Linked DNA regions of Homo sapiens: region 2 is linked to region 1. A link is a loop called in an ENCODE intact Hi-C map of the cell type or tissue named here. Cell type or tissue: mammary epithelial cell. All regions are shown on one strand. Links, peaks and the distances in the headings refer to the core of each region. The heading gives the core; the rest is flanking DNA. Region 1 has its middle 120 kb from the start of TNFRSF21. Region 2 overlaps TNFRSF21 (TNF receptor superfamily member 21).

What was found. Hi-C counts contacts between places; a loop is a spot of excess contacts. Peaks named below come from ENCODE experiments on the same cell type or tissue, not always from the same donor. Only the 100,000 strongest peaks of a DNase experiment are listed, where the experiment ranks them.
Region 2: it touches region 1 in a loop (2.5-fold over the local background); 4 of 110 quality-filtered maps call a loop at or near these places.

The regions. Positions count from the first base shown.
Region 1 is chr6:47,182,456-47,198,045 of GRCh38, forward strand. No RefSeq gene overlaps it. Among named protein-coding and RNA genes, the nearest start is that of TNFRSF21, 120 kb to the right of the region's middle. In mammary epithelial cell, for the core only: a CTCF peak has its summit at 6,268 (motif pointing right); a DNase peak (open chromatin) is centred at 6,336; H3K27ac peaks cover 1,263 bases.
Region 2 is chr6:47,233,029-47,248,618 of GRCh38, forward strand. It overlaps TNFRSF21 (TNF receptor superfamily member 21), which reads right to left. Exons shown (of 6, transcript NM_014452.5): 5 at 1,642-1,870. Among named protein-coding and RNA genes, the nearest start is that of TNFRSF21, 69 kb to the right of the region's middle. RefSeq lists enhancers at 9,433-9,562, 9,783-10,012. In mammary epithelial cell, for the core only: no CTCF peak of the experiment used is centred there; a DNase peak (open chromatin) is centred at 9,613; H3K27ac peaks cover 1,496 bases.

The sequences.
Region 1 (15,590 bases), core at 2,416-10,415:
AAGTGCTCAGGGCCCTTCTGGTATGCACTTCACGGCCTGGAGTGGCACAGTTCTGTCACCTGCAACCTGCCCTAAAACCAGCTCCTGGACTCTGCTGTTAGGAGCCATGGGAGCATCAAGGAATTGTCAAAGAAGCCCAGGTAGGAAGCTGGTTCCATTCCTTAATCACATGTTGAAGAAGTGGGTGCTAATGCTTCTCTATGTGACCGATTGAACCTGACCATATAACCTTGATTAGATATTGTTTTCCTGGCCAACATTCCTACAAGTTGCCACATTGCTATCTTTCCAACTCCTGTTCATTCTGTCATTTTGTGTGTTTAATGCACATTGTTTCCTGGTTAAACCAGTTTTCAGTGTTGATATTTAATACATTTACCTTTAAAAAAAAAAAACCTACAGGGAGTTTCCATTTGTACGATGAAAAGTCAAACAAATAGGACCCATAACTGCCACTCAAATGATAACATGGCCCTCTTGTTAAGACGTACAATAGCATAGGCCTTCTTTTTCATCTTCTTTCTAAAGTCTTCCTGCACCCTCTCAGCAACTTCTCATAACCAAGAGAAGATACTTATAGTTACTTAGATTACCATGGTATGCTCTTGATCATTTACAGTAACTTAAAACCTATCTTTAACCTATAACCAAATTTCTATACCACTCTAACTTGTGAGAAGATGACACACATTCTTAAAATTATCAAATCCTTTATTATGTCTTCCCACAACAAGAAAAATACTACCACTACAAAAACCCAAGTTAGCATCATATGCCTTTCTCTAGGATCACCTATGTTTCCTCTTGGCATTTTATCCCACAATTTTCCAAATGTTTCCAAAAACATTACTGTCTCCCTGACTCCTGTTCATTTGGTCATACATTCACTTTTGACCAAATGGTCAGTTGTTCATAATAGTTTTAACCACATGATAAATAATGGTTTGATACAAGGTATAAAAATCAGAGATCAGGGTCTCATGTTCCCTCTGCAGCCCTGAATGCCTGAGACTCTAATAACTTAATTATTCTTCAAGGGCTTGGAGATAGTTTGCTTCTGTCTTCCAGTCTTCATTGTTTTCATTGTTATTTTTCCACCTCAGATGTTGTTTTTCTTCATCCATGTCAGCAGTATGTAGAGACGATGTTGGAGGTTTCTTTTTTGTTTTTTCAACATTTATTTTAGATTCAGTGGGCAAATGTGCAGGTTTGTTGCCTGGGTATATTGCATGCTGCTGAAGTTTGAGTACAAATAATCCTATCACCCAGGTACTGAGTGTAGTACTCAACAGTTAGTTTTCAATACTTGTCCCCCTCCTTCCCTACTCTAGTAGTCCCCCTATTGTTGCCATCTTTATGTTCCCAATGTTTTGAGTACCTGATGTTTAACTCCTACTTATAAGTGAGAACATGCAGTATTTGGTTTTCTATTCTTGCATTAATTCACTTAGAATAATGACCTGTAGCTGCGTCCATGTTGCTGCAAAGGACATGATTCCATTCTTTTTCATTTCTTTTTTTAAATCTTGGATATTTTAAATTTATTCTCTGGTTGAATCATACTTTTTTTATGGCTGCAACATTCCATGGTGTATAAGTACCATGTTTTTTTATCCAGTCCACAATTGATGGGCATCTAGATTGATTCCACGTCTTGGCTACTTGTGAATAGTGCTGTGAGAAACATGCGAGGGCATGCGTCCTTTTGATAGAATGATTTGTTTTCTTTTGGATATATACTCAGTAATGGGATTGCTGGGTCAAATGGTAATTCTGTTTTAAGTTCTTTAAGGAATATTCGAGGTTTCTTATGGGCTGTAATTAAAAGAGAATCAGGGAAGTCTTCCTAAAATATAGACACCAGCAAGTACCACAAGCCTGAAATCTCCAGTGAATGAACCCTCCTTGGGTTTAGGTGTTGCCTTTCTCTAGGATCACTTATTTTTCCTCTTGACATTTTATTACACAATTTTTCAAACATACAGGAATGTTGAAAGATGTGTGGAGTGGACACCTCTAACCGCAGGTTCTACGATGGGCATTTTTGCTGCATTTATTATGTAACTAAGCATCTATCCCTTCATCAATACATCATATTTTTATGCATGTCAGAGCAAATTTCAGACATCATTATGCTTCACCCCCAAATTCTGCAGCATGTGTATTATTAACTAGAGCTTAATATTTGTTCATGGCTCCTTTTTTTAAAAATGTTTTATTTACATACAAAGAAATGCACAGATCTTGAGTAAACCAATGGGTCTTACTTTGGATCATCTTTTAAGATACAAATATTACCCCTGGAATAACTCCTGAAGTCTTTCATGCCTGAGCATGAATTGGACTTACTTGTTAGCTTTTTTCTTCATGTGGAAAAACCCATGACAGGATGGAAATACATAGAAAAAAAAGCAAATGGACAGATATGTATTTCCTTGTCTCAGTGAACCTAAATTGCTATTCTCTTTTCAAGTTAGTAGCCCTTAACTGTGGAATACATTTCTAGTTACCTACAATATTACTGTGAAAATCAATACATCTAGGAAACATCATTTTCACTAGCACTTATAAGGATCTTCTCTGTGCTAAGGTACTGAACTGATTTCTTTTTAAGCATATATTCAATCTTCACAACAGTCATGAGGTATATGTTATTATTATTATTATTTTAGAAATGTAGAGAGGAAGGTTCAGAGAAGTCAAACAACTTTCTCAACATCACACTGCTCACAAGTGGTACAGTAGAAACTCAGAACTAAGCAAGTCTGATTCCCAACCCCACTCAATAGTCAGCATTTCACCAGTATTTACTGAGCACTTACTAAATTCCTACCACAGTTCTAGGCCTCAGACACACAGTGGTAATCAAAACTTGATACCGAGAAGGGCTTACAGGTTAGTAGAGGAGATACATTAAACAAATGAACACACAAATTTTGTTTAGTAAATGAATTTTCATGGAAATCGTGAGTGGTAGATTTCATTAATCCCTGATAATGTATTGCAAAATGAAAAAAATTAGATGCCCGAAAATAAAATTGGTCAAAGACAACAGTTCTAATAAGCATGCCAATGGGATTAAAACACGGATCAATTGAAAATGAGACCATTAATGGCACATGGTAGTTTTCTTTGATGGCAAGATTTTCCAAGGCAAAAGAAAACAGAAACAAATGCAGTCAGCAAAATCCTTAGACTGAAATGGAAGCAAAAAAGAAGACAAATTCAATTTAGCACAGAAAACAAATTGTACAGACATAGCCTGTGCCCCTCCTGACCTGGAGAAAGATGAAATAGCCCAAGAGGTAAAGATCAACAAAGAAGAAGCACGTCTCTGAAAACTGGGTAACGTAAGCAAAAGTTTCCCAAAGAAAACAATAATCTTGGAGGAAAAAAAATCATGAAAGTGCTGTTTTTTTGGGGTTTTTTTGTTTGTTTTTTTCTTTAAGAACTCTTTTCACACAGCCAAATAGCAAGACGTTCTATTGCTTCTAGATTTGTACTCCTTTTGATAAGTTGTATCCACACTTATAATTACACAGAGCATATATATACCTAGGATCCATCCACATCAATTGACACAAATCTTCCTTAAATACAAAGTTTTAGGGCCCAGTTTCATAAGGGAGAACAATGGGGAATCAAATTAGATTGTGTTTGTTTTATGTCTTAGAAGGGATGAGGGGAGATTGCTATCATTACAATGATTATTTTTAAAAAACATTTAAATCAGAATCTTTGGGGATAGGATCCAGATATCAGTACTTTAGGTAAGCTTCTTGGATTGATTCTAATGTGTAGCCAGGGTGAAAAAGCACTGGCTTTGAAGAAAGAACCTGGGGGTTGGAGTCAGAGAAGTTTGAGTTTCAGTAGACATTACCAGCCTTGTGGTATTAAAGCAAGTTACTAATCTCTATTTCTGCTTTCTCTTTTAGAAAATTGGGATGAGAACATCAATCTTATAATAGGACCTTTGTGAGTAGTAAATAGGACAATGTAAGTACAGCCTTTAACAGGGTGCCTGATACAGCATAGAGGTGCCATTAAAGTCAGTGAGGCTGTTCTTTACACATGTCCTAATAGCAACAAATACATATCAGATTTGAATGATTTTGCAGTTGGCCACCCACCAACCAGCTCTGCCTGGATAATTAGGAGATGCCAAAATGACTTATTTCTTTCCCTGTTACACACACATGTATACTCATATATTTACACACACACAAAGGCAATGCTGTTCAAAGGAAGCAGCAATTAATTTCTGGTTGGGAAACTAAGCACCCAGGACCAGAGGAAAGGGAGAATAGGAAGGTAAAATACTGTCAGGAAGGGCGGAGTGAAGAGCTACAACAGTATCTCAGGATGCTGGGGAAGGTAGGCTTAGACCCAGAGACAAAGAAGTGACATCTTAGAAAGCCAGACACAAACATTAGCCCGAGATGAGGACATACTGTTGGTTTGGGGAACAGGAAGAAAAATCAAACAAGTTAAGGACTCTCTCCAAAGGAGGTCTGGGATCCGTCTTGAATTTGTATGCTCCAAACTCTGTATAGTTAGGTCATTTATGTAATTCTTACTGCCTGTAGCAGAGTAGTTGCTGCTCTGATCTGAATGTATTTCATAATTTCCAAAAGTAATAGCTAACAGCTATGAAGCACTTTCTGTAAGCCAGACATTGTGCTAAGCCCTTTATATGCATAAAGAGAATAACTCTATGGAATAAGTACACTCTTCTTCCTATTTTACAAATGAGAATGCTTTGAAAGGTAGTTAACTTGCTAAGCCTCACAAACTTAGTCTTGTGGTAGGAATATGACACATCCAGGTCCATCTGATTCCAACACTGAGGCTCTCAGAACTGTGCTGTGTGCCCATACCTACTGGTATGAAAATCCCTTTATTAATTAACAAGGATTTGCCCAGCAAGTGCTTTGAGGAAGAAACATCAGGGCTGCAAGATGAATGAGACAAGGTTCCTACTGTCACATAATGTTCAGTACCACAAAGGAGCCAGATAAATGCTCACCATTTATTAAAAAGAGTCACGTATGAAGAGTTGCCAGACACAAAACACAAGGTGCTCGGTTAAATTTCAATTTCACATAAGTGACAAATTTGCTTAAGTATTTCCTATGCGATATTTGGGCCATACTTAAACAAATGTATTTGTTTGACAAGAAGTTGAAATTTGACTGGGTGTCCTTATTTTATCTGGTGTATTTTACCTGGTATTTTATCTGGTGACTCTATCATGTAATTGGTTTTATGACAGAGATTTAAAGTAGAAACGCAGAAGTGAGAGCCCTGGAAACAAAATCAAGGTATGAGAAATGGCAAACAGGTATGAGAAACGGCAAACAGATGGGATGCCAAGCTAACTCAGAAGAAAAGGAGATTGTACCTAGTTGTGTAGTTAGGAAGGGCTACAAGGTAGTATTTGAGCTTGACCTTAAATGTGAATAGGGTTTGTTCGTATGTGAAAGGGCAGAGATGACGTTCCAGGCCAAGAGAACAATGTGAGCAAGCGTGTGGAGGTGGGGAAAGCAAAGTTATAACTCAATAATGAATTGAGATTGTTTAGAACCTGAGTTTTTCTGAGTCCAGAGTCCATAACTATTACATCTCATGAGTTAGAGAAGAATGAGGTCTTCAGAAGGTAAACACCAGCAATAGCAGTTGATTGGAAACAGATTGTGCAGGGACTAGAATACCAGGCTGAAGCCTATAGGCTTAGTTAAAAATAACTCAGTATGAGGGAACACATAACATTTCGAGATCATTTTATGTCCAAGTCATAGCTAACAGAGAGACTCCAGCAGCCTTTGGAAGTGAGAATGAAGAGAGCAGCCAGAACCCCAAAGCAGGTCAGTTAGCCAGATGCTGCCCCCACCACCCCTGGGCCCACATCTGCGAGGATGTCCCACAGTGTAGCTTGGTGTAGTGGAACCAAGAAGGCCTATGGCATTTTATTGGCCAAAGATGCATTTGGCTTCAGCTAGATGTCTGTATCCAAGGAACAATATCCACCTTATACTTGTTTTTACTAAAAAAAAAAAAAAAAAGAAAGAAAGAAAAAAGAAAGAAAAAAAGAAAAAAAAAGTGCAAAGTGCATCTCCCTTGTAAGTCAGAGAAAAAAAAGGAAAACCCTTTAACAAACTTACTCATGATTGTGCTGACCCTTAAAAATGCTTTCCTGATGAGTAATTGGGTAGAGAGAATAGTCATTCTAGCCTTATCTTGGTTGCAAAAATGTGTCCTTTCACCCAGTTGTTTTACCTGCAGAGGGTGGAGTGTGAGCAGACTTTGGAGTAAGGGCGGGAGGGGTTGGGGCAGGTAAAGTGGACAAACATGTGTTGTCTGCTTGTTACCAGTGACTCATTTGAGAGCACCTGGTTTCTTGGGGCTACACTTTCATGTAGTTTCTCATCCTGAAGAGCAACTTGCCACATAGGCATTCACCCAGTTACTCATCCAGCTGAAGCTCTGGAGACAGGCAAAGAATTAACCAATTAATAACCATACCCAAGATCTCAATATTGAAGAGCTTTGTGAATTATGTGCATTGGGGGCAGGAGAGTCCTTTAGGAAAATCAGCTCCTCACAGGCAATATGTTGACTGAAACCTTTCCCAGCCAGAAAAAGAACAGCAGTGGCCACCAACATAACCAAAAGCAGCTGTTATTTGCAAAGATATGCCGAATGTTCAAAGGTACGTATTATCCAGTGTCCGCTTAGGCCAAGAACTACAAGATCAACAAAATTGATAGACCGCTAGCAAGACTAATAAAGAAGAAAAGAGAGAAGAATCAAATAGATGCAATAAAAAATCATAAAGGGGATATCACCACCGATCCCACAGATATACAAACTACCATCAGAGAATACTACAAAAACCTCTACGCAAATAAACGGGAAAATCTAGAAGAAATGGATAGATTCCTGGACACATACACCCTCCCAAGACTAAACCAGGAAGAAGTTGAATCTCTGAATAGACCAATAACAGGCTCTGAAATTGTGGCAATAATCAATAGCATACCAACCAAAAAGAGTCCAGGACCAGATGGATTCACAGCAGAATTCTACCAGAGGTACAAGGAGGAGCTGGTACCATTCCTTCTGAAACTATTCCAATCAATAGAAAAAGAGGGAAACCTCCCTAACTCATTTTATGAGGCCAGTATCGTCCAGATACCAAAGCCTGGCAGAGACACAACAAAAAAAGAGAATTTTAGACCAATCTCCTTGACCAACATTGATGCAAAAATCCTCAGTAAAATACTGGCAAACCGAATCCAGCAGCACATCAAAAAGTTTATCCACCAAAATCAAGTGGGCTTCATCCCTGGGATGCAAGGCTGGTTCAAAATACACAAATCAATAAATGTAATCCAGCATATAAACAGAACCAAAGACAAAAACCACATGATTATCTCAATAGATGCAGAAAAGGCCTTTGACAAAATTCAACAATGCTTCATGCTAAAAACTCTCAATAAATTAGGTATTAATGGGACGTATCTCAAAATAATAAGAACTATCTATGACAAACCCACAGCCAATATCATACTGAATGGGCAAAAACTGGAAGCATTCCCTTTGAAAACTGGCACAAGACAGGGATGCCCTCTCTCACCACTCCTATTCAACATAGTGTTGGAAGTTCTGGCCAGGGCAATTAGACAGGAGAAGGAAATAAAAGGTATTCAATAAGGAAAAGAGGAAGTCAAATTGTCCCTGTTTGCAGATGACATGATTGTATATCTAGAAAACCCCATTGTCTCAGCCCAAAATCTCCTTAAGCTGATAAGCAACCTTAGCAAAATCTCAGGATACAAAATCAATGCACAAAAATCACAAGCATTCTTATACACCAGTAACAGACAAACAGAGAGCCAAATCATGAGTGAACTCCCATTCACAATTGCTTCAAAGAGAATAAAATACCTAGGAATCCAACTTACGAGGGACGTGAAGGACCTCTTCAAGGAGAACTACAAACCACTGCTCAGTGAAATAAAAGAGGATGCAAACAAATGGAAGAACATTCCATGCTCATGGGTAGGAAGAATCAATATCTTGAAAATGGCCCTACTGCCCAAGATAATTTATGGATTCAATGCCATCCCCATCAAGCTACCAATGACTTTCTTCACAGAATTGGAAAAAATTACTTTAAAGTTCATATGGAACCAAAAAAGAGCCCACATCGCCAAGTCAATCCTAAGCCAAAAGAACAAAGCTGGAGGCATCATGCTACCTGACTTCAAACTATACTACAAGGCTACAGTAACCAAAACAGCATGGTACTGGTACCAAAACAGAGATATAGATCAATGGAACACAACAGAGCCCTCAGAAATAATGCCGCATATCTACAACTATCTGATCTTTGACAAACCTGACAAAAACAAGAAATGAGGAAAGGATTCCCTATTTAATAAATGGTGCTGGGAAAACTGGCTAGCCATATGTAGGAAGCTGAAACTGGATCCCTTCCTTACACCTTATACAAAAATTAATTCAAGATGGATTAAAGACTTACATGTTAGACCTAAAACCATAAAAATCCTACAAGAAAACCTAGGCAATACCATTCAGGACATAGGCATGGGCAAGGACTTCACGTCTAAAACACCAAAAGCAATAGCAACAAAAGCCAAAATTGACAAATGAGATCTAATTAAACTAAAGAGCTTCTGTACAGCAAAAGAAACTACCATCAGAGTGAACAGGCAACCTATAAAATGGGAGAAAATTTTCACAACCTACTCATCTGACAAAGGGCTAATATCCAGAATCCACAATGAACTCAAACAAATTTACAAGAAAAAAACAAACAACCCCATCAAAAAGTGGGCAAAGGATATGAACAGACACTTCTCAAAAGAAGACATTTATGCAGCCAAAAGACACATGAAAAAATGCTCATCATCACTGGCCATCAGAGAAATGAAAATCAAAACCACAATGAGATACCATCTCACACCAGTTAAAATGGCAATCATTAAAAAGTCAGGAAACAACAGGTGCTGGAGAGGATGTGGAGATATAGGAACACTTTTACACTGTTGGTGGGACTGTAAACTAGTTCAACCATTGTGGAAGTCAGTGTGGTGATTCCTCAGGGATCTAGAACTAGAAATACCATTTGATCCAGCCATCCCATTACTGGGTATATACCCAAAGGACTATAAATCATGCTGCTATAAAGACACATGCACACGTATGTTCATTGCGGCACTATTCACAATAGCAAAGACTTGGAACGAACCCAAATGTCCAACAACGATAGACTGGATTAAGAAAATGTGGCACATATACACCATGGAACTCACCATAAAATATGATGAGTTCATGTCCTTTGTAGGGACATGGATGAAACTGGAAATCATTATTCTCAGCAAACTATCGCAAGGACGAAAAACCAAACACCGCATGTTCTCACTCGTAGGTGGGAATTGAACAATGAGAACACATGGACACAGGAAGGGGAACATCACACTCCAGGGATTGTTGTGGGGTGGGGGGTGGGGGAGGGATACCATTAGGAGATATACCTAATGCTAAATGACGAGTTAATGGGTGCAGTACAGCAACATGGCACATGTATACATATGTAACAAACCTGAACATTGTGCACATGTACCCTAAAACTTAAAGTATTATACTAATAATAAAATAAAATTAAAAAAAGAACTACATACTTTTGAAAAGTGACAAATTGTTTCTGTAATTCTGATGTTAAATTCACTTATCTCAATCATGCTGAATGCAGACCAAAGATATTAGTTTGGCAAAACTAATTTAAGGAGATAGAAATTAGAATAATTGTTACCCCAGAGTGGAGGGGAGGTCGACTGGGAATGGGAAGGTACACAAAGTAATTTTCTAGAATGATAGAAATGGTCTGTATCTTGACTGAGCGTGGTGGCTCACGCTTGTAATTCCAGCACTTTGGGAGACCAAGGCGGGTGGATCGCTTGAGCCCAGGAGTTCGAGAGCAGCTTGGGCAACATGGTGAATCCCCATCTCTACTGAAAATATAAAAATTAGCTGGCTGTGGTGGCTTGTGCCTGTAATCCCAGCTATGCAGGAGGCTGAAGCAGGAGAATCGCTTGAACCGGGGGGCGGAGGTTGCAGTGGGCCCAGATTGCAATACTGCACTCCAGCCTAGGTGATAGAGCGAGACTTGGTCTCAAAAAAAAAAAAAAAAAAAGTCTATATGGTCTATATCTTGATTGGGGCATTAGTTTCAGATGAGATACATAAGTTAAAACTCATCAAACTGTGCACTTAGTGTGCATTTTATTGTAAATAAATACCTATTGCAAATACCTTGATTTTAAAAATTTCTTTAAATGCCTGCTCCCTAAGAGCAGTTAAGAGCCAGTTTTTGCCACATGCTCTTGGAGACCACCTTTTGTCTGGAACCTGAGCTAGCCCTTTGCCAAAGAAGAGATTTCAGCAAATTCTACAGCCCCATAAAGTAATCCAGAAAATCACTGGCAGTGACAGTCAGAGTTTACAAGATCTGATATTTAAACTCTCCATAGAATTTTACATTTCAATTTTGTTTTGTATTTTAACATGTATTAGAAAACATATGGCTGGGTGCAGTGGCTCATGCCTGTAATCCCAGCACTTTGGGAGGCTGAGTTGGGAGGACCACTTGAGCTCAGGGGTTCGAGAGCAGCCTGGGCAACATAATGAGACTTTGTCTCTACTAAAAATTTTGAAAAATTAGCCAGGTATGGTGGTACATGCCTGTAGTACCAGCTACTTGGGAGGCTAAGGTGAAAGAATTGCTTGAGCTCAGGAGGTGGAGGCTGCATTGAGCCATGATTATGCCACTGAACTTCAGCCTGGGTGGCAGAGTGAGACTCCATCTCAAAAATATATATATATGTATATAAAAAGGGAGGTGGCCCAGTAATGACATAGGTTTACAGATGTTTCTCAAGTTCGACTGAGTAGAGAGAGATTGTGACAGCTATTACTAGTTGCTAAGTTAGCTTCTTACTTCATTCACAGAACCTCAGTTTGGTTCAGGAAGCAATTTCCCAGTTAAAAATATTCATGTCCCTAGACTCTGTTGTAGCTATGGTGGCTGTGTGACCCAGTTCTGGCCAACGAGATATAAACAAAAGTCTACTGGATCGGAATTTGGGGAAAACTATTGTTTTCCCAATAAAAAGGATCCCACCATGGGCAGGTGCCTTTTTCTCTTTGATTCTTCTCTGTCCTCTGTCTTCAGCATGAAAATAAGGTGAAATGGTTGGATGAAGTACAGCCATCTTGGACCATTAAGACGCTAAGGGTGGCAGAGCTGGAAGGAAGAAAGAGGCTGCTTCCTAACCATAGCCTCTTTATTACATGAAAAACACCCCCTAGTTTGGTTAAGCCACTAAAGTAGGGTTTCTTTTATATCCAGCCAAATCCAATTATGGTACTTTAAAATTTTTAACTTAAAAATATGAATTAACTATAAGCATAGGTGGTACATGATTTTGCAGAAGACCTAAGTGTGAGACACGAGGAACGGGGATCTAAGAAACACAGGACTGTACTGTGAGCTCCTTGAGGACAGGGACCACGTCTGATTGTTGTTGTTACATCTTTTCATGAGCCCAGCACTGGAATATAGGAGGTGTCCAATTTGTATTTGTCAGATGGAACTCTGTGCCAACTTAAGCGAGGAGCCATATTTCAAAAGACCTTATCTCCCAGGCCGGAAAAATTATTTTTATAGGAACTTGGTCGGGACAGTCCTGAATTTAAGAGATTCCTTTTTCAACCAAATTCAAATTCCTCTTGAGGCTAGAGAAGGGTTCCATTTCCTCTTGACACATCCTTATTAAAGGAAGAGAATAACCATATGATCCCATTCAGAAAATTAAAATCTGGAACCCAGTGCAGATTCTGAGACAGGGTTGTTCCCTGATAGTACATCTGGACTCACAGTAAGGTTCTAGCCTTCCTGTGTGAGGGTTGTAGTGAAAGACCACCAGAAAGCAAATGCGCCATGCTTGCTTGTTTGGTGGCGGGGCTGAATTTGTGCTTATGCCCTGGTGTGTTGGAGCTGCCTTGAGGTGGTGAGAGTTGATTGTGTGTGTCTTTTACTACCTCCCGCTTCAGTGACTTCATGTTGTAGCTTGAAATGGGCCATGGTGGAAGTATTTACTCCCTGGAAATAAGCAAATGTTACAAATCAGAGTCCCCCCAACCCATCCTCCTCCCAAGAGCTGGTTATTAAACATCTACTAGTATACCACTGTGCTTATCTGTCCCTGTTTCCTCTCTCAGGTAGTCACTGTAATGCCAGTAATGATAGTGCCTTATATTTGGATAGTGGGTTCCAGTTTTTAAAGTGTCACCACATAAAGGATGTCATTTGACTCTCCCAGCAGCCCTAAGAGATAGACAAGGACTTTGTTATTCGCCTCATATATTAGTTTCCTATTGCGACTGTAACAAATTGCCACATTTTTAGTGGCTTAAATGGACACAAACATATATCATCTTAGAGTTCTGGGAATAAGTCTGAAATGGGTCTCAAGGGGCTAAAACCAAGGTACTGGCAGGGCTGTACTCCTTCTGGAGGCCCTAGGGAAGAATCAGTTCCTTGCCTTTTCCAGGTTACAGAGGCCACTGCATTCCTAAACTCATGTTTCCATCAACTTTCCATCCTCAAAGCCAGCAACAGCATCATTTTGACTTCTGTTTCCATCGTCACATCTCCTTCTCTGACTCTGACTCTTCTGTTCCCTCAAAAGGACCCTTGAGATTCCACTGGATCCACCTATATAATCCAGGATACGCTCCCCTCTTAAGGTCCTAAATCACATCTGCAAATCCCTTTTTGCCGTTTGAGGTCACATGGTTACAGATTCCAGGAATTAAGATGTAAACATGTTAGGGGGGAAAGGGTCATTATTCTGCTTACCATACCCCCTTTTATAGATGAGGAAGCCAGCTCTGTAAGATGATGGCTCTGGTTAAGTTCATGCAGCTGTCAGTGGCGAGGAGAGACTTGGCTTGAGGCCCATGCTTTTCCCACTGCAGTGTGCTGTGTCTGTAAATATTTTTCCAACAGCTGGCCCAGGGCAGGGGCACATTCTGGGGCAAAGGATATAGCATATTTAAGGATAGCTAGTATCTGGGAGACTGAACCTATGACTTTATGGGCCCTCCCAGGTCCATGCTTCTGCTAATGACACATCCTCCAATTTTCTTCCCAGAGTCCCTCAGATACCTCAGAGTGGGAATACAATTACCTAAAGTCTCTCAGAATTAGATTTTCTTTTCTTTTCTTTTGTTTTTTCAGACAGAGTCTTGCTCTGTCACCCAGGCTGTAGTGCAGTAGCATGATCTCGGCTCACTGCAACCTCTGCCTCCCGGGTTCAAGTGATTCTCTTGCCTAGGCCTCCCGAGTAGCTGAGACTACAGGTGTGCACCACCATGCCCAGTTAATTTTTATATTTTCAGTAGAGACGGAGTTTCACCATGTTGGCCAGGCCGATCTCAAACTCCTGACCTCAAGTGATGAGCCCGCCTCAGTCTCCCAAGTGCTAGAATTACAGGTGTGGGCTACTGCACCCAGCTCAGAGCTAGATTTTCTACGTATTGGTTGAGATATAACTAAGGGCTTACCAAGACACATGGACACATTTCCTTCCACCCACTCTTTAGCCACTCAGCAGTCCGACCCCTTTCTTTTCTGGGACTGAGCGTCCAACCTCACGACTCATCACACTTTCTATTCTGTCTCCCAGGTCATCACCACCTCCCTTCCTCAGATGAAATAATATGTAAATAAAGGAAACTATTAGGATGTCAGCACATCATAAGGACGTCTGTGACACTCAGTGACACTCAAACTGATTAGATTCAAATCGGAAGAAGGATTAGAGCCCTCCCCCACTCCTACTAGTGCTCTATGCCAAGAGAAGGCAGCAGCTTAAAAGATGCTGAATTAGGAAGCTTGTGTCCTTGTTCACATACTCTTCTCCCAATTCATGGCCTGACTTTGGGCAATCACTTCTTGTGAGCCTTCATTCCCGTATCAGGGTTGACACAAGAAGCAGTTCACTCCTTGAAATGCTATAGTATAATGTAAAAGTGCTGGATCTAGCATCAGACTTCCTGAGTTCACAATCCTGGTTCCACCAGTTATTAGATGGGCAAAGTTGGATAAAACACTTCTCTATGTCTCATTCTTCTTATAAATAAAATGGGGATGCTAATAATATCACCATTTTACAGACTTATTGTAATGATTGAATGACTTAATGCAGGCAATGTACTTTAGCATAGTGCCTGGCATGTCATAAGCCCTTAATAAATGTTAGTTATAGTTGTTGCAGGTTAGTGATTTTTAAAGTGTGGTCCCTGAACCAGCAGCATCAGCTTCATGTGGAAATTTACTAAAAATGCAGATTCAAAAGCCCATTTCAGACTTTCTGAACCAGGAACTCTCAGGATGATTGAATTGAGTTTCTCAGGCCATTGAATCCTTACAAAAAAAGTCTGTAACATGGTGACATTATTAGCATCTCCATTTTGTTTATAAGAAAAATGAGACTGAGACAAGTGTTTTATTCTACTTCACCCATCTAATAATTGGTGGAACCAGGGTTGTGAACTCAGGCTGGGGCCTAGCTATCTGTGTTTTAACAAACCCTTTAGAGAATTCTGATGCTACATGCTAAAGTTTGGGAACCACTCATGTAGATGCTTCTAAAATCTCTTCCAGTTCTGGAATTCTATTATTTCATGCAAGGTTATACATTTATGCAAGGCCCCCAAAATTATTATTATTCATGCATGTTGTTCCACAAACATTTATTACATCTCCCTTCATATTGAGATCTGGGGCTAAAAAGCAAAGTAAGACATAGCCTGTGACCTCAAGTAGTTTATAGTCTATCTCATTACCCTTAATTTATAAGTTTTAAAATATCTTATTTGTAAATTTTTCTGCATTGATTCATGGCTACTATTTACTATATAAAAACAGTATTCTTCTTTAAAAAAAATCTGGTGGTTACAGTTAGAGTAAGATATTAGCTAAGTGACCTTGAAACTCAGTTTCTTCATTTTTAGAATGAGACTAGTAATACCTCATTCACTAATTTGTTGTGAAAATTAATATAATTAAATGGGATGACATGCATGAAATGACAGTTTGTTATAAATGTCTAAAAATGGTCAGCTGGGTCTCTATTTGAACCTAGTCATAATTAAGTATTGTTGATTAGTATTGATTTGGCTTTATAGTGTATGTTGTTGATAGTCAAAAAAAAGAAAAAGGTTCAATTCATTATATGTTGAAATCTAGCTCCTCAGTGCTATAAAGAGCATACATCACTTTCACTTTCTCTTTTTCAGAACTCAGGTGTTGAAGACCCTCTTTGTAGTTCAGAAATAAATCAGAGAAATAGCTGGTGTGTATCCAAAAGGCCACATTAGAGCTAGGAATCAAAGAAAAGTTTAGACCAGCTACAGTCTCCTCAGCTATTTATGGTATAACTTTGAAATTCCCTCGGAAACTTCCCTTTTGATTCTGTCTCAGAAGATGTTATCTGATT
Region 2 (15,590 bases), core at 4,659-12,658, 53 kb after region 1:
AGGTGACTGTACTGGCAAGGCCTGGAGGAAGGAGAGCAGGGTCCTAGAGAGAGAGACATCTATGTCCCCCCCAGCCTATTATTCTCCATCCTCCATTACAGTGAGAGAGTGAGTGATCCTCTGGCACATTCGAAACAACACAAGAGTTTTTACTTGTGTTGCACGTGTAAGATAGCAAACAAGATTTGCCTGGTAGAGATCAGACAAGGTCTTGCTTGAATGGCTTGCTGAGTTATCATTAATGTGACATTTGCCTAGACTTAAGTAACTTCTAAATTATTTTAGAATTCAGAAGGTGAATGGTGAGATACTTAAAGAAACCAAAGAAACAAAAACAAAAAACTAAAAAACCTTTACTGCTTTCCCTATCTGAAATGTGTTTACTAAACTAAGATATACATAGGCCCACCCCTTTCCAAATGATCAAAAATTCCAAGACAATGTAGTCTACTTATGTGACTTTCTGATTACATTGTAATATTTTAGAACTAAACTGCTGAGAGAGTAAAAGCACATAAATAAGAAAATATGATTTCTTCTCAGGTCATACCTTACATTGGGATGAGGAACTATAACTTTTATTACTATTATAAAGCACTTTTTCTAAAATATATTATATAACATAAAATATAAACTAAAATATAAATATTTTATGTAAATGTAAAATAGATTAATATAAATATATAAAGTACACAAATTATAAATATGTAAATATAACATTTTATAAATACGTAAAATATCAAATATAACCCTTTCACTAAAATATAACTGGAATTACCCAAAACTAGAAAATTTCTTTAAAAACTGTCATAAATAGTGTATGCTAATTCCCTACCCCGATATTAAAAATTAAAAGTTGCAAATTCTTTGCCAAAACTACCAATCCATAATGTTTAAAATATTGGTATTTGCAATGTAGTTTAACAAAGTGAATTTTAGGGTATTTTTAAGTCACTAAAACCTGTAGTTTTCTTTTTTTTGGGACAAAGTTTTGCTCTTGTCACCCAGTCTGGAGTACAGTGGCACAATCTCAGCTCACTGCAGCCTCCGCGTCTCAGGTTCAAGTGATTCTTTTGCCTCAGCCTCTGAGTAGCTGGAACTACAGCGGGCTAATTTTTCTTTTTTTTTAGTAGAGATGGGGTTTCACCATGTTGGCCAGGCTCATCTCTAACTCCTGGCTTCAAGTGATCCGCCCACCTCGGCCTTCCAAAGTGCTCGGATTACAGGCGTGAGCTGCTGCGCACGGCCTAAAACCTGTACTTCTGACTCTCAAGATAAGTTCAACTTTAAATCTTTGGATACAGCAAGCTTGGTAAATAATTTTCAAAAATCTTGCCAGACTACATTTTATCAGGCCTTCCCCGAAACACACATTTGATAGCATCATGAGGATAAAGGGTGGCCGATAGCTCTCCACCGGGCAGTGCGAGCTGCAAAGATTTTGGAGGCGTGTCTTCGCCAGCCAATGGCGAGGTTACTCTCGGGCCAGCGTATCTTGAAGTTTTGGACTGGTCTTCCTGGGCAGGTAATTCAGATGACTCAACTCTCAGCTACAACTGGACTGTGGACGGGGAGGGACGAATCCCAGGGGCTCTTTGGGGGGTTTAAGTGCGTGTGTGAGGTCTGCTGCGATGCCCGTACCTTTGGTAATAAAGGAACCGTTCCTGCTCAGCGCGGAGGAGCCGCTGGATGTAGAGTCACAGCGGAGAAGGGGCTCCGACTCATCCACGAAGAAGCCCTTGTTCTTGTCCTGTGGGGAAGGCTCCACCGTCAGGAGAGCGGAATTCTCAAGTTTCGCGTTGGGGCTGGGGATGGGGCTCGGGCTAAGCGGGCTGGGGCTCATCGGGAGAGCTAGTTTGTCAGTTTCCAGCTGTAGGAGGGAAAATTTTTTTTTATTATATATAGAAAAAAAAACAGTAAAATTAAAATCCCTCCTCAGAGGCTATTTTTTTTGTTCCATTTAACATTTTATATATACATCCTCCCACTTCAGTTGACCTTAACTTATTTATATGATTGCTAGACACATACACAGACTTTTAAACCCTTCAAAAATACAGTGAGGATATGCATGAGTACTAAAAACGGGGAGGCATATGAACCAAGCTATTATCTCAGGGGAGTAGAAGGGAACATGGGTGTAAGGAGAAAGATCCCCGATTTAAAATATAATTTTGTAGAGCTGAAAGGAGTCTTAGATATAATTTAGTATTATGAGCTGAATGAATTATGCCACCTCCATGTTGAAGCCCTGACCCCCAGTACTTCAGAATGCGACTACTGTGAGAGAGGGCCTTTAAAGAGGTAATTACAGTAAAATGAGGTCTTTAGGGTTGGCTACACTCCGATATAACTGGTGTCTTTAATAAAAAGAAGCGATGAGGACACAGACGCACACAGAGGGAAGACACAGTGAAGACATGGTGATAAGGCAGCCATCTGCAAGCCAAGAGAGAGACCTCAGAAGACACCTTGGTCTTGGCCTTCTGAGGCTCCAGAATTGTGAGAAGACCAATTTCTGTTGTTTAAGCCATGCAGTCTGCGGTCCTTTGTTACTGCAGTGCTTGCTGACTCTTACACTCAGCTTCACAGGGAAGGAAACTGGGGCCTGGAGAAGTGAAGTGACTTTCTTAACTAAGGGCCAACAAGGAAGTCACAGAACTAAAACTAGACCCCAGGTTTTCTGACTCCCATTTCAAACTAGCTCAGGAAAAAAACTGCTAAAATTAAGAATGAGAACAGGAGAAAATGAGAGGTGTCAGTGGCTAGGAGGAGAGTAATGACCAAAAGGATAGAACAGAGACTGTGAAGATTGCATTCTGGAGTGGGGAGGTCAGAGAGACAATAACAAACACACAAGATGGTTTCAGATAAAGATGGTGAGCTTCACCACCACTCTGGCTGGTGGGTAGAGAATGGATTTTAGGGAGGCAAGATTCAAAGTAGGGAGAGCAGTTAGGACGCTCCTACAGTGGCTACATACAGTATGACTATGGCTTGTACTGGGGGTGTGCAGTGGAGAGAAGGGGAAGTGATAGGTGATGTGACTTCATTTTACCAGTAAAGTGACTGCGGCCCAAAGAGGGCACACAGCTACTGGCAGAAAGCCAGTGCTCAACTCAGGCCTGCTTGACATCTCTATTTGGCCCTTTCATTTGAGAAAATACATCAGAACTCTGGCAGGCACTTGTGGCCTCTCCTAGTAATTGACTTTATCTTTTTATTGGCTCTTCCGGCATGGATAAAAAAACCTGGGAGCCAGCTGGCCAGATCACACAGAGCAGGGTTCAGGGAATGATGGGCACTCTCCCCAAGCTGTTAATCACCACTCCTTAGAATCCTCATCCCTTCACTCACACACTTCAAGTAAAATGTTTTCAAGCTTTTCAACGAAGACATTGATATTTCAAAGTATTACGTGGGATAGTTATATAAGGCACAAAGCAAACACAACTGCTTCTTTTACAAATTTTAAGGCCTGAGAAATTCTTGCAACTGATTGCAGATTGTGAAGATAACTGATTACTGCACATGTCTAATGTTCCAACAGCGTTTTTCCTCTGAACCACCACCCACACCCTGCTGCTGCTTCCAGGGCAAGTTTCAGACTTGGGAAACATGCACACCTAGCAGTCCCTTTCTGACCTACAGACAAATGTTACGTATATGCTTGTAAAATGTTAATTCCATAGGCCCTGGCGCATGCCCCTCCTCCTTGAAAATGCACATGGCCATTCACGCCAACACACTTTTTTAATTCACTCAGTTAGACTAAGAACACTTGTCTACATCCTGGTTCTCAGGGACAATACCTTGGAAGACATGGTCAGTCAATATAGTACACTGTTCTTGCTTAAAAGGAAATTTCCACCCACAAATCACATGCCAATGAGCAAAAAGTCCACTCACCTGTTTCCTAAATTCATTTGAAAACTTGAAATGTTTAATTTCCCCCCCCGATTTCACCAAAAGGTCCTATTAGTAAAACTTAAGCACATGATTTCCGACATAATTGGAAAGACAGAATGCTGAACTGATGCTCTCCTGTAATTAACAATGAGTCAGGTGAATATGAAAATGCCCCTACAAATGCTATTAGCATCACAGCAGAGCTAACAAGCATCACTAAAGCCAGAGACCATTTAAAAATCATCTTTCCAGAAAATCTACTCAGTTACTAACTATAAGTATCTCTCACTTTGTGCAACCGTAGCTGGTTGCATTTTGACTTCATCTAAAGTTGTTTTCACTTTTTCCCAAAAGAAAAAAAAATGCTCATAGAAATTTCTTTCCGTGCTTTACCATAATATATACAATATCCATCAAAGCCGGTTTGCAGTACTGCTACCGTACTAGGCATTGTGTTACTTCTGCTTTCTAATCAGAACAGTGAGTCATCGGAATATGTGAAATAAATTAATTCCTTGTTTTATTAATTCTGAAAGTTTATGGTTCAGTATTCTGAGTTTATAGCCAATGAAGAACACCTACAATAAGATTTAGATACTAAAGAGAAAACAAATACTCTAAACAAGAAAGCCATATTTCCAGAGAAGAGGATCCTCTTATAAAAACTTTGAGCATAAACTTACCAAGATACTTATAAAATAAAATAATTTATTTCCTAAGGTTCTTTGAGTTTTCCAAATTCTCTGTAAAGATATATTAGGCTGGGCACGGTGACTCACACCTATTTTTTTTTGTTCCATTTAATATTTTATACATACATCCTCCCATTTCAGTTGACCATAACCAGTTGACCTATAATACTAGCACTTTGGGAGGCCAAGGTGGGTGGGTCACTTGAGGTCAGGAGTTCAAGACAAGCCTGGGCAACATGGTGAAACCCTGTCTCCACTAAAAATACAAAAATGAGCCAGGCGTGGTGGCAGGCGCCTGTAATCCCAACTACTTGGGAGTCTGAGGCAGGAGAATCGCTTGAACCAGGGAGGTGGAGGTTGCAGTGAGCCAAGATCGTGCCACTGCCCTCCAGCCTGGACGACGGAGTGAGACTCTGTCTCAAAAAAAAAGAAAGAAAAAAAGATATATTAACTTTGACAGCTAGAAAATCAATAAATGTTGTTTTTAAAAGCAGTCACTACCGATAAGTATATTTTCCTTCTGCTACCTTGAAAATGTTGTGGCTGTAGCAGCTCTTATTTATATAGGTAGCCAAGAAACAGGGTAACAGGAAGATTATCAATGTGGCTGAGCTCCTCTCTATACTTTTGTGAAATGTTTGTGGACACGGCATTCATACATGCCCCAGCTTATTTCAATAAGGCAGATATTAAGAAAACGTGGCCTGTAAAGGCAATGTATCTGTCACTTATTTGAAGCTCCTTTGGAGAAACTTGAAAACTACAGTTCTTTTTGCCTACTGCCATGACATAATCCTAACTTGGAAGACTCATGTGAGAAATGAGGTGGGGACAGTAAATAGACCAAAATGGTAGGGGGCTCCCAAAGCAGCCCAAAAGAGAACAATTCTATTTTGTGAACTTCAAGAGCATGGCATTTCTTTCAGCCAAACAAGTTCCAAATGTCCTTCTGATTAGTTTCCATGCAAACACACTTAGTCCTTCCAGATACTTATTAGTCCAAACTGATAAGGGAAGAAAGATAAATGGTTCAACTCACTCAAGGCTGAGTCACACCTAAAGCTCTGCTGCTGACAATTTTCCTTTCCGAGCACCTCTACCACTGAGTACAAGGAACCATCCAAATGGATTAGGTAAACAGACTACTGCTTTGGGAATCTGAACATCTCTGGGCTACTGAGTTTGGTAGCAGTGTTTATGAGAATAATGATTTAACTTGTATCTGGATTGTACCACAATGAACCATGACTGTCATCATTGCCTTTCCCCATTTCCAGCTGTGTCCTTGCCAACCCTACATTCCTGCACCAAGCAGACTTCTAAAAAACTGAAGTACCCACTCTGGATGCTTAACCAAATCAAAATGGGAAACTGAGGCTGGGCGCAGTGGCTTACACCTGTAATCCCAACACTTTGGGAGGCCAAATGGGCAGATCACTGTAGGTCAGGAGTTCAAGACCAGCCTGGTCAACATAGCGAAACCCTGTCTCTACTAAAACTACAAAAATTAGCCGGGCATGGTGGCACATGCCTGTAATCCCAGCTGCTCAGGAGGCTGAGGCAGGAGGATTGCTTGAACTGGGGAGGCGGAGGTTGCAGTGAGGCGAGATCACGCCCCTGCACTCCAGCCTGGGCAACAGAGCAAGACTCCATCTCAAAAAAAAAAAAAAAAAAAAAAAAAGGAAACTGAAGCCCAAAAATAATTCTCCACTTCTAATATCAAACTGAAAAATCACTTCCCTGTTGACTGACCTTTCCTGAGATGACACACTGGTGGAGGTTGCAGTATTCCCCTAGCCCCGGGGATGGCAGAGCCATGGATGGTAAAGGAAAATCCTTCCAAATTTTATTCATGACAAGGGTGGTAGATAAATGAAATAAGATTTCGAGGCAGCAAGATCTGGCAGCATTCTTGGGTAGACTCTGAGAGCAGGAATAGGCGAGAACTCCAGCCTCAACTGCCATCTGTGTGGCATGTACTTCATGTTCCCCATAGTCAGCTCCTAAAAATCAAAGTCATGAAAATCCTGGAAAAAGCATTGCAAGAAAAGAGAGAAGACATAACACTAACTAGCTGTGTGGCACTAGGAAAACCACTTCCCTCATCAGACCTGTGGTCTCACTTCTAACCTAAATAGGTTAGACCAGGTCACTTCTGTGTTCCTTTCATTCAAATTATGTCTTATTTATTGCTTGTCTTACTGTTGCTATTTCATTCTCCTCATGCCCTAATCCCCCACTCCAATTCTCTTTCCCCTTCCAAGTTACCCCCACCTGAACTACCTGCTCAACGAAAGTTTACCACAAAGTTATTTTCAATTACTACCCAATTACAATCTCCCTGTGGTTGCACAATCTGTTTTCATAAAACTAATTAATGACTTTGATGCATCAGCGACCCCCTGAAATGAAGCATTAATTGCCCAGCCTGGATGCTCTTTGCCAGCCTGCTAAAATGGTTCCATTTAACCCCTTGGCTCCTGACACTACCCAGTTCAATACCACCAGGCCCCTTTTCCCTAATATAACTAGATATGCCTGATAGTCCCCAGCAGAAAGCTCCTTACAGTAAAGTCGCTGTTTTGATTTAATTTTCCCTCCAGACCTCATTCAACACTTAGAAAGAAGGAAGAGTTCTATGTTACATTTGTGAAAATCTCTCACTTTAATAATGGTTTTTAAAAGCCCATTTGCTAAATCTAACTGAAACTTACTGCTTTTCCATATGAGGTAACAAAAAGAGACCTGAAGAAATAAGCCATTGCCAATACTGTGCTAGGTGATTCAGCAGAAAATATCTGTGATTCGTTTGCTGCTAAGGAAGTTGTATCAGCCCCATTTTACAGATGAGGAAACTGAGGCTCTAAGAGGTAATAACTTGCCCCAAGCCATAGAACCAGGATTCAAGACCAGGTCTGTCTAGTTTCAAAGTTACCCTCTTTGCTGCCATGTCACTTCCCTGTCTGGACCCCACAGCATTTAGAGAAAATTGACAAACCCTGTAAACTGATTACAAGCGATCACATGACCACAGGGCATTGCCCGAGCCCCTCCGCTAGAGTGAAGTGGGTAGAGGTTGAGATCTGCAAGTACCTGGGACTCAATGGCAGACTTACACTCCAGCTGGATGACTGCGCTAAGATAAATATGAGAGATTCTGTGAATACCAGATACCTCAACTGTAGCCAATAACTTTGTTTTCTATTGAAAATATTTCAGATCCCAACAGACAAGTGGCTGGTTAAAAAAACAAACAAACAAATTCAATTTCTACTAAAGGTTTATCTCAAAGGAATTCTAGTCGCGAATAAATATAAAATTACAACTATTTAAGAATTATGATATTATCTCAAGCCTGTTTCCCCTGCTCTCCCAGCTGCCCACATAATCAAAATCAAATTAGATTTCAAGACCTTCTATAGGCCTATACAGGCATATAAGATGGGCTCTGGGAGGAAAAAAAGGCATATTTTCTTTGCCAGAAAAGTATTTCTTGATATCTGAATCTATGTGGTCTTTAGAGAAGAGGAATTCAGATAATAAGAAATGCTTTCTTATTCAAATCTATGTGGTTCCAGGATTTCAGATATAAATAAGGGTTCATATAATGAGGTTACCAGCCTCATCACAAAACAATTTATCTGAATCTATTCAATTCCTAAGTTCGGACACTGTAAAATACTTGTATATAATGATTTCTCCCTTAAAAAATAAAAACAAATACATCACCCTAAAAAAAAAGTTTCAGATGATGAGAGACAATGATTTTAAAATTATTCTTCTGAGTGTGAATTCTTGTTCAATTCAATCCAGAGTAAGGGGTCTTGGCAAGCAGAACCCAAATGTACCCAATTTTTTTTTTGCAAACAAAAATCTTAAGAGGCAAATGGAAAAATGCTGATTTCTAAATGCTTGAAAGAAGGATTATCAGTTATAAGAAATTTAGAGAAAGTCTTCGAAATGGGAATATGGACTGGAAACGTATACATACATAGATAAAGCAAATATGCCAAAATGTGAATAACAATTGAATCTAGATGGTAGATTTATTATTTGTTGTAATGTGCTTCCAAATTTTCTTTGCTTCGTAAGTCTTCTCTTAAAACATTATTTTAAAAAATTAAAGAGAAGGGCCAAGAGTCAAGTAACTTTAAGAGAAAAATTCCCCAAACTTTTCCTGGGCTTCTAATTGTTGAGTTAAAACCTCTTGTTTTCTTTCCTTCTTTCTTCTTCTCCTGCACAGCCCAGACTTTAGTACATGAAGCAAGGAGGTGCTTCCATTGCATAAGTAGGGAACAGCACCAACACTTAAATCTAAATTGTCAATTGCCAAGTGGACAGCGAGGGCCATCTGCTGTCTAGAGCTCCCTGGGATCACTGGATGTCATGGGATGGAAGAAAGAACAGGAGCACAACACCAAGATGTTCTGCTCAGCTTCCTTGGGAACCCCCAAGCCAGACCACAGAGATGGCATAGGTGAGTGAACCTTAAGCTGGGAGCCAATGCAGAGCCTGCAGAACAAACTCACCCACCATCAGGGGAATCTCAGGATTAACCTGGCCAAAAAAATGCCAAAACCACTGGGGAATTATTTTAAAAAACACTCCCACTCACCCCAGATCTGTTCAAGCACAGAATAATGAAAAGGTTTTGTTTCAACTGCAACCTTACTTAAGGCCTATGAAGTTAGACTAGGTTAGCTGGTCACGGTGGGTTTCTCGCTTAAATACCCCAAACTCAAATCAAGGTAGTTGGCTATAATTTTCTGTATATACCTCGTCTTAGAATTCTCATCATTTCTAAGAGTTAATTTCAAAATTGAGCCCCAAAGTCTATAAATCCACCCCCATTTAAGTCAAAGTGTCAATAGCCAATCCTTGCCCTAAGCAAGAGAGCTGTGCCTTTCCTGTATGTACAGGAGAAAAGCCACAACAAATAGTGCTGCACAAAGCTGCCAAAGCTGGTAAGAACCAGCTGGCTCCGGAGGGAGGGAAAAGGGGGGGCAGCCCCGCCCCGCTACCGGCACGGGTGTCTGCAGGCTGTCCAGGCTGCTGACATCAACGGTAGTGGTGTTGCAGCCCTGAGCTGACTCACTGATTAGCTTTCTCAAAAAGAGGAAGTGAGGACAGTGAATAAGTGGGTTCTCTTGGTTCAGAGCTGGAGCCCACTCACGTTTGAAAATATTGCCAAGACTTTTAAGAGCTCAGCACCATCGGAACATGAGGAGATCATGCTCCATTGGAAATTCCTTAGGTTTCCCTAAACTTCTATTGGAAAATCTTTCCCACAAAAAAGCCTTTCGATAATTCTATCCATGAGAAAAAGTTTCGCAAACCTTTTTAAAGCTTGCCATAAGACACTGTGGAGGATGGAAAGTAATTTCGTAGGAAACTCAAGACCTTGAAGTAAGAAGGCTTAAGTTCATCTTTATGACTCGGGCTTTTTGAACTCATCAAATCTGATTAAATTAGCATTGCATAATAAGTCCATTAATTAGATTCATGCCATTAGAATTACAATGCATATGGTCTACAAGTCTAAGTTAACCTTTGACCTTAACCTCTGACTTCCAAGTCTCGGCAACTCAGTTTCCCTCCGTGGTGGTAACTACTGTTACCAAGTCACAATATACTCTTCCAGAGATAGAGACAGTCTATACTTATACCAATAAATAAGTATATATGTTCTCCACCCCCCTTATTTTTTAAAACAATTTTTAACATCTATGTATATACTGTGTGTGTGTGTATATATATGTATATATTTTTGCAATATGGTGGCACAATGTACATACTGTTGTTTTTTTGGTTTTGTTTTTTTCGTGTCTCCCAGGCTGGAGTGCAGTGGTGCAATCTCGGCTCACTGCAGCCTCCATATCCTGTATTCAATTGATTTTCGTGCCTTAGCCTCCTGACTAGCTGGGATTACAGGCATGCACCACCAGGCCCAGATGATTTTTGTAGTTTTAGTAGAGATGGGGTTTCACCATGTTGGCCAGGCTGTTCTCAAACTCCTAACTTCAAGTGATCTGCCCACCTTGGCCTCCCAAAGTGCTGAGATTATAGGTGTGAGCCACTGTGCCCCATCCTACATACTATTCTTCACCTGGCCTTTTTTCGTTTAACCCTTCTTGAGGTTAGCACATGAAGAGCTGACTCACTTCTTCTGACAAGTGCATGCTGTTCCATTGTACAGATGTTCAATAACTTAGATAACCAGTCCTCTAGTGAAGGGCATTTGTAGATCTCCTCACTCTTTTGCTATTACACATGACACTACAATGAATATATGTGTACTTGCATCATTCTGAATGCATGTGAACATGTGTAAGATATCTTCCTAGATGTGGAATTATAGGTCTCCATGCCAGCCTGAGAGGTTAAAAATCTGCATGTTTAAAAAGTCTTCAGGCTGGGCGCGGTGGCTCACACCTGTAATCCCAGCACTTCGGGAGGCCGAGGCGGGCGGATCACAAGGTCAGGAGATAGAGACCATCCTGGCTAACACGGTGAAACCCCATCTCTACTAAAAAATACAAAAAAAATTAGCCAGGCGTGGTGGCGGGGACCTGTATTCCCAGCTACTCGGGAGGCAGAGGCAGGAGAATGGCGTGAACCCGGGAGGGGGAGCTTGCAGTGACCCGAGATGGCGCCACTGCACGCCAGCCTGGGCGACACAGCAAGACTCCGTCTCAAAAAAAAAAAAAAAAAAAAGGCTTCAGTATTTCCTTCTCTGTGAACTGTCTTGTTCACAAGACTGCACATTTTTTTTCTTAATTTGTAAAAACTCCTTATTTTTCAAGAAACTGAACCCTATGTTTCAAACAATTTCAACCTGTGATTATTTTGTCTTTTGATTTGTATACGGTGTTTTCTGGCTTGTGTATTTATTGTTAAGTAGTTGCATTGTTCTTGTACGGCTTCTGTGCTTTATGTTATTCTCTACTGTTGTGATTATAAAAACAAAACATTTCCCCCAAGTTTTTTTTCTAGTACTTTTTTGGTGATAAGTCATTTTAGTTGTTGGGCATTTAATTTCAGCCTGTCCTGTGAAAGTCCAACTGTAGATCGATCAAAGTTTCCTCTGTGGCAATTGTTTATTAAAAAACCAGGAATGACATTAGTCTCTCCCAAGGAAATGGTGAAAAATAAGTGATGAAAACCTCGAAATTAACTGATATAAAATAAAACCTACTGCTGACCATGATGCAATTCCTCATCAGCAAGTGTACCTGTTATTGACACTTGGGTTATAACAGAATAAGGGACACTTTCACAAACACAGAGTGGAGAAGCTAGGCCAAAGCTGGAAGCTATTCAACTTTATCCAAATCGGTGTTTTGCCTTTAAAAAGAAAAAGTGAAAATGTGCTCTCCTGCACTGGTAATTGATGGAGAAAATAAGCTTCTTTTCACAGTATTGATTCTGATTTCCTCCCAATGCACTTTTTGAGAAAGCCAGGAAGGGTGTAGATTAAAGGGGTGGGAAATGTCATCCACTAACAGACCCAGCCTTTTCTGAATGGTGAGACACTCTGTCTCAGAAAAAAATTAAAGCCCACTTCCATCCCTCTGTATAGCAGCTTCACAGAATATATTCTCAAGTCTGGCTCACATATCTATCCCTCCTATAAAACTGTCAGCATCCTAAGGGATGATTCTGCTTTGTGTTTTGTTTTGTTTCATTTAGTATCTCAGTGCCTGGTACAGGGCTCAATACATAATGGGTGCTCTGATAATCTATTAAATAAATTGTCTGTGTTGAATTATCTCAACCTTAAAGGCAATACTAAGAAGAAGTGTGTGTGTGTGTGTGTGTGTGTGTGTGTTTGTGTGTGTGTGTGTGTGTGTTGGGCAGGGAGTGTATATTAATATAAAGACCCCAAGAATCTGTTTCCTAGACTTTTCTCCTTACGATCTGCATACAGCAAGCTCAACTACTATATTTATTAAAATTCTATGATGCATATTTTTTTCACATTTTAACATCTCTGAAATAGAGGTGTCTCTTACAATTATAATTAACAGTATTTTCTTTCTCAGTAATACATAATGACAATGGTATATCTTACAATTGACATGGGATTCAATGAAATATAGTAATATATCTGTATTAGTCAGTTTTCATACTGCTATAAAGAAATACCTGAAGTTGGATAATTTATAAAGAAATGAGGTTTCATATGCTCACGGTTCTGCAAGCTGTATAGGAAGCATGACTGGGGAGGCTTCAGGAAACTTATAATCATGGCAGAAGGCAAAGGGGAAGCAGGCATGTCTTACATGGTCAGAGCAGTGGTGATAGGGGGAGGTGCCACATGCTTTCACACAATCAGATCTCGTGAGAACTCTATTGCAAGAACAGTGCCAAAGCAGGAAATCTGCCCACATGATCCAGTCACCTCCCACCAGGCCCCACCTCCAACATTGGGAATTACAATTCAACATGAGGTTTGGGCAGGGACACAGACCCAAACCATATCACTATCTTAATGAGAATATACCCACCTATACTTCTCAGGACCATGAAGCTTGCTAAATAAACCAGCTATAGAGCACCCAGACAGTGTTTGGGACACAACAGATATTTAGCAAATGCTGATTTCAACTTAATGTGCATTTACTGAAAACATAATGCATTTGCTGTCAAGTCAAAAAAAGGACAATGTAGAATTCAAATTCCAACACAGAAAATAGTTGCTAAGATTTACTGAGCCCCCTGCTCTATGTCAAGTGCAGGACTGGGCATTTACACTCACCTCTATTTCTCAGCAAGATCTTTACAAAGCACTTACAAAGCTTGGAGACTGTATAGGACTTGCCCAAGGTCACATAGTGAGTGGCAAAAGCAAAATTCAAACCCAATTCAGAGAGACAAAGTCAAATTCTTGAATTTGTCAGTTCCTTCTAGTAGTTCCTGGAGATTCAAAGTTCAATATCTAGCACGTGACATGAACTGGGATATTAAAACCTTATTTCTATACCTTAAATATTACAGAACAGTTAAGGGTTTCTAAAAAGCTTGCTACTGAGCAAAACAAGGATGTAAGTAAAACAGACGTTCTTTGCAGAGTCAAAGATTTGAGAAGCCCTTAATATGAAAAAGCAGGTGGGGCTTCCTAGGCAGAAACCAAATGTGAAAGTTTCAGGAAAGAAGACCAAAATATAGTCTTGAAAAAAAACTAGTCTGATTTTTTTAAGTGACTTTCAAATGGACAAATATATATCTGCTCTAGCTTTCTATGTATTTTTTTGGCAGGTTGAGTACTTCTTCACCCTGATGCTTATAATTCCTCATGCACACTTCTATTATAACATTTGCTTATCCCACTGAATTATAATTATTTGCACACGTGTCTCCATCACCACAAGTGAGTTATTGAAAGGCATTGACCACTTTTCTTCTTTATCCAGTACCAGGCTCACAGCTGGTGTTTGACAAAAGGTTGTCAACTAACTGAATGAAACTTTGGACTATGATAATAAATAGAACAGCCTGAAATGTCATTAAAAATCTAAAGCCTATTTATAAACATTGCTCCTTTGTGCGCAATGACAACTTTAAACACAAGCATCACTAAATGTTCCTGGTTCTATGTGTGTCAGCAATCCCTTTATAATGTCCTCTTCTCCTCACCACCCCAGAAGTTCCCCAGAGCCTGCAGTCACACCCCATGAATTAAGTAACTTGACCTTAAATAACCCTCCATGCTGCAGTAACACAGCAGAGGGCAGCTGCTAGATACATGCAAGTTTAGCTGTTACCTTAGGTCCTCAGGTCTTAGGACAAGATCCCTAATTTCTAAGAGATGACAAATTGGAAAATTAATGACAAAGACTAATTTGAATAGCCAAAAAGTCAACAGTTAATGTACAGCTGGTATTTGCTTCAACTCGTCCTCACTGTATTAAATTTCTGAAAATAGCTGGTCTCAGTCAGACCCGTAGATAAGGACAGCTGCATCCTGCAGCTGGTAAGCAAAAAATCAGTAACTGTAGTTCCCTCTGCAGCAGAGGCAGGAGTGCTGCTCTCACCAAAATAGAAGGCCCAGTACTTCTCTAGCTGTTGGGATTCTCTGAGTTGATTACACAGAGCAAAGCCATCCAGGATCCAACACAGAGTCTACTATAGTAGAGAGAGAGAGAGTGCCTAAGTGCACAAATGCTCTGTTCCTGAGACATAGGTCCCCTATGTGGTTCTGGAAAGGACTAAAATATCCTAACAAAGAATAATTAATTCTATTATATAGAAATCAACAACAACCACCACAAAACATTGGCGGTGGGTCCACTGGTTGTGAAATTATAGTGTAGTTTTAATCTGCTTAATCTTATGGAAGGAGAGATAAGAAGTAGAGCATTGATTCTCCACTCCGCTTCCTGGTTAACATCAGTCCTTTACATTTGTGAATCTCTGATCAAAGCAGACAGCTAAAGTAACAATTTATATTATTTTAAATTGTTGTGGTTGTTTTTAATACCATCATTTTTTAAGTATCTATAAAATTTCTTTTTCCACCCCTTTCTCTCATGAAGCAATGAAGGGATGCTGAAACTCTAACCACAGATATAATACTTCTGAACCTAGCTGCAAAGCATCACTTTAATATCTCACTCTAGTATGGCCCCCAGTAATTTGATTATCAAAATTAATTTTGATAACCACTCAGAGTGTGAAGGGCAGGTTCTGTAATTCCCATTTTAAATGGAAAAATCTCAGAGTTAGAGAAATTGTTTGCCCAGGGTTTCCTAAGGAGAAGAAACAGACTCCTTTCCTCCCACCCTAGCCAAGGCGCAGGGAAAGAGTGCACTGGTTAAGTCTCTCTGCACATACAAAGGCTCTAAAATAAAAGGGGGGAGTGAAAAAAAAACATAGAAAACCAAATCATAAGGAAAACCAGAAATTCACTTGCTCAATTTTGTTTCTCTGACAGCTATTGAGGAAGCAGACCATTATCTCCCTTGCTAGAGAAAACATTCCAGCCAGCCT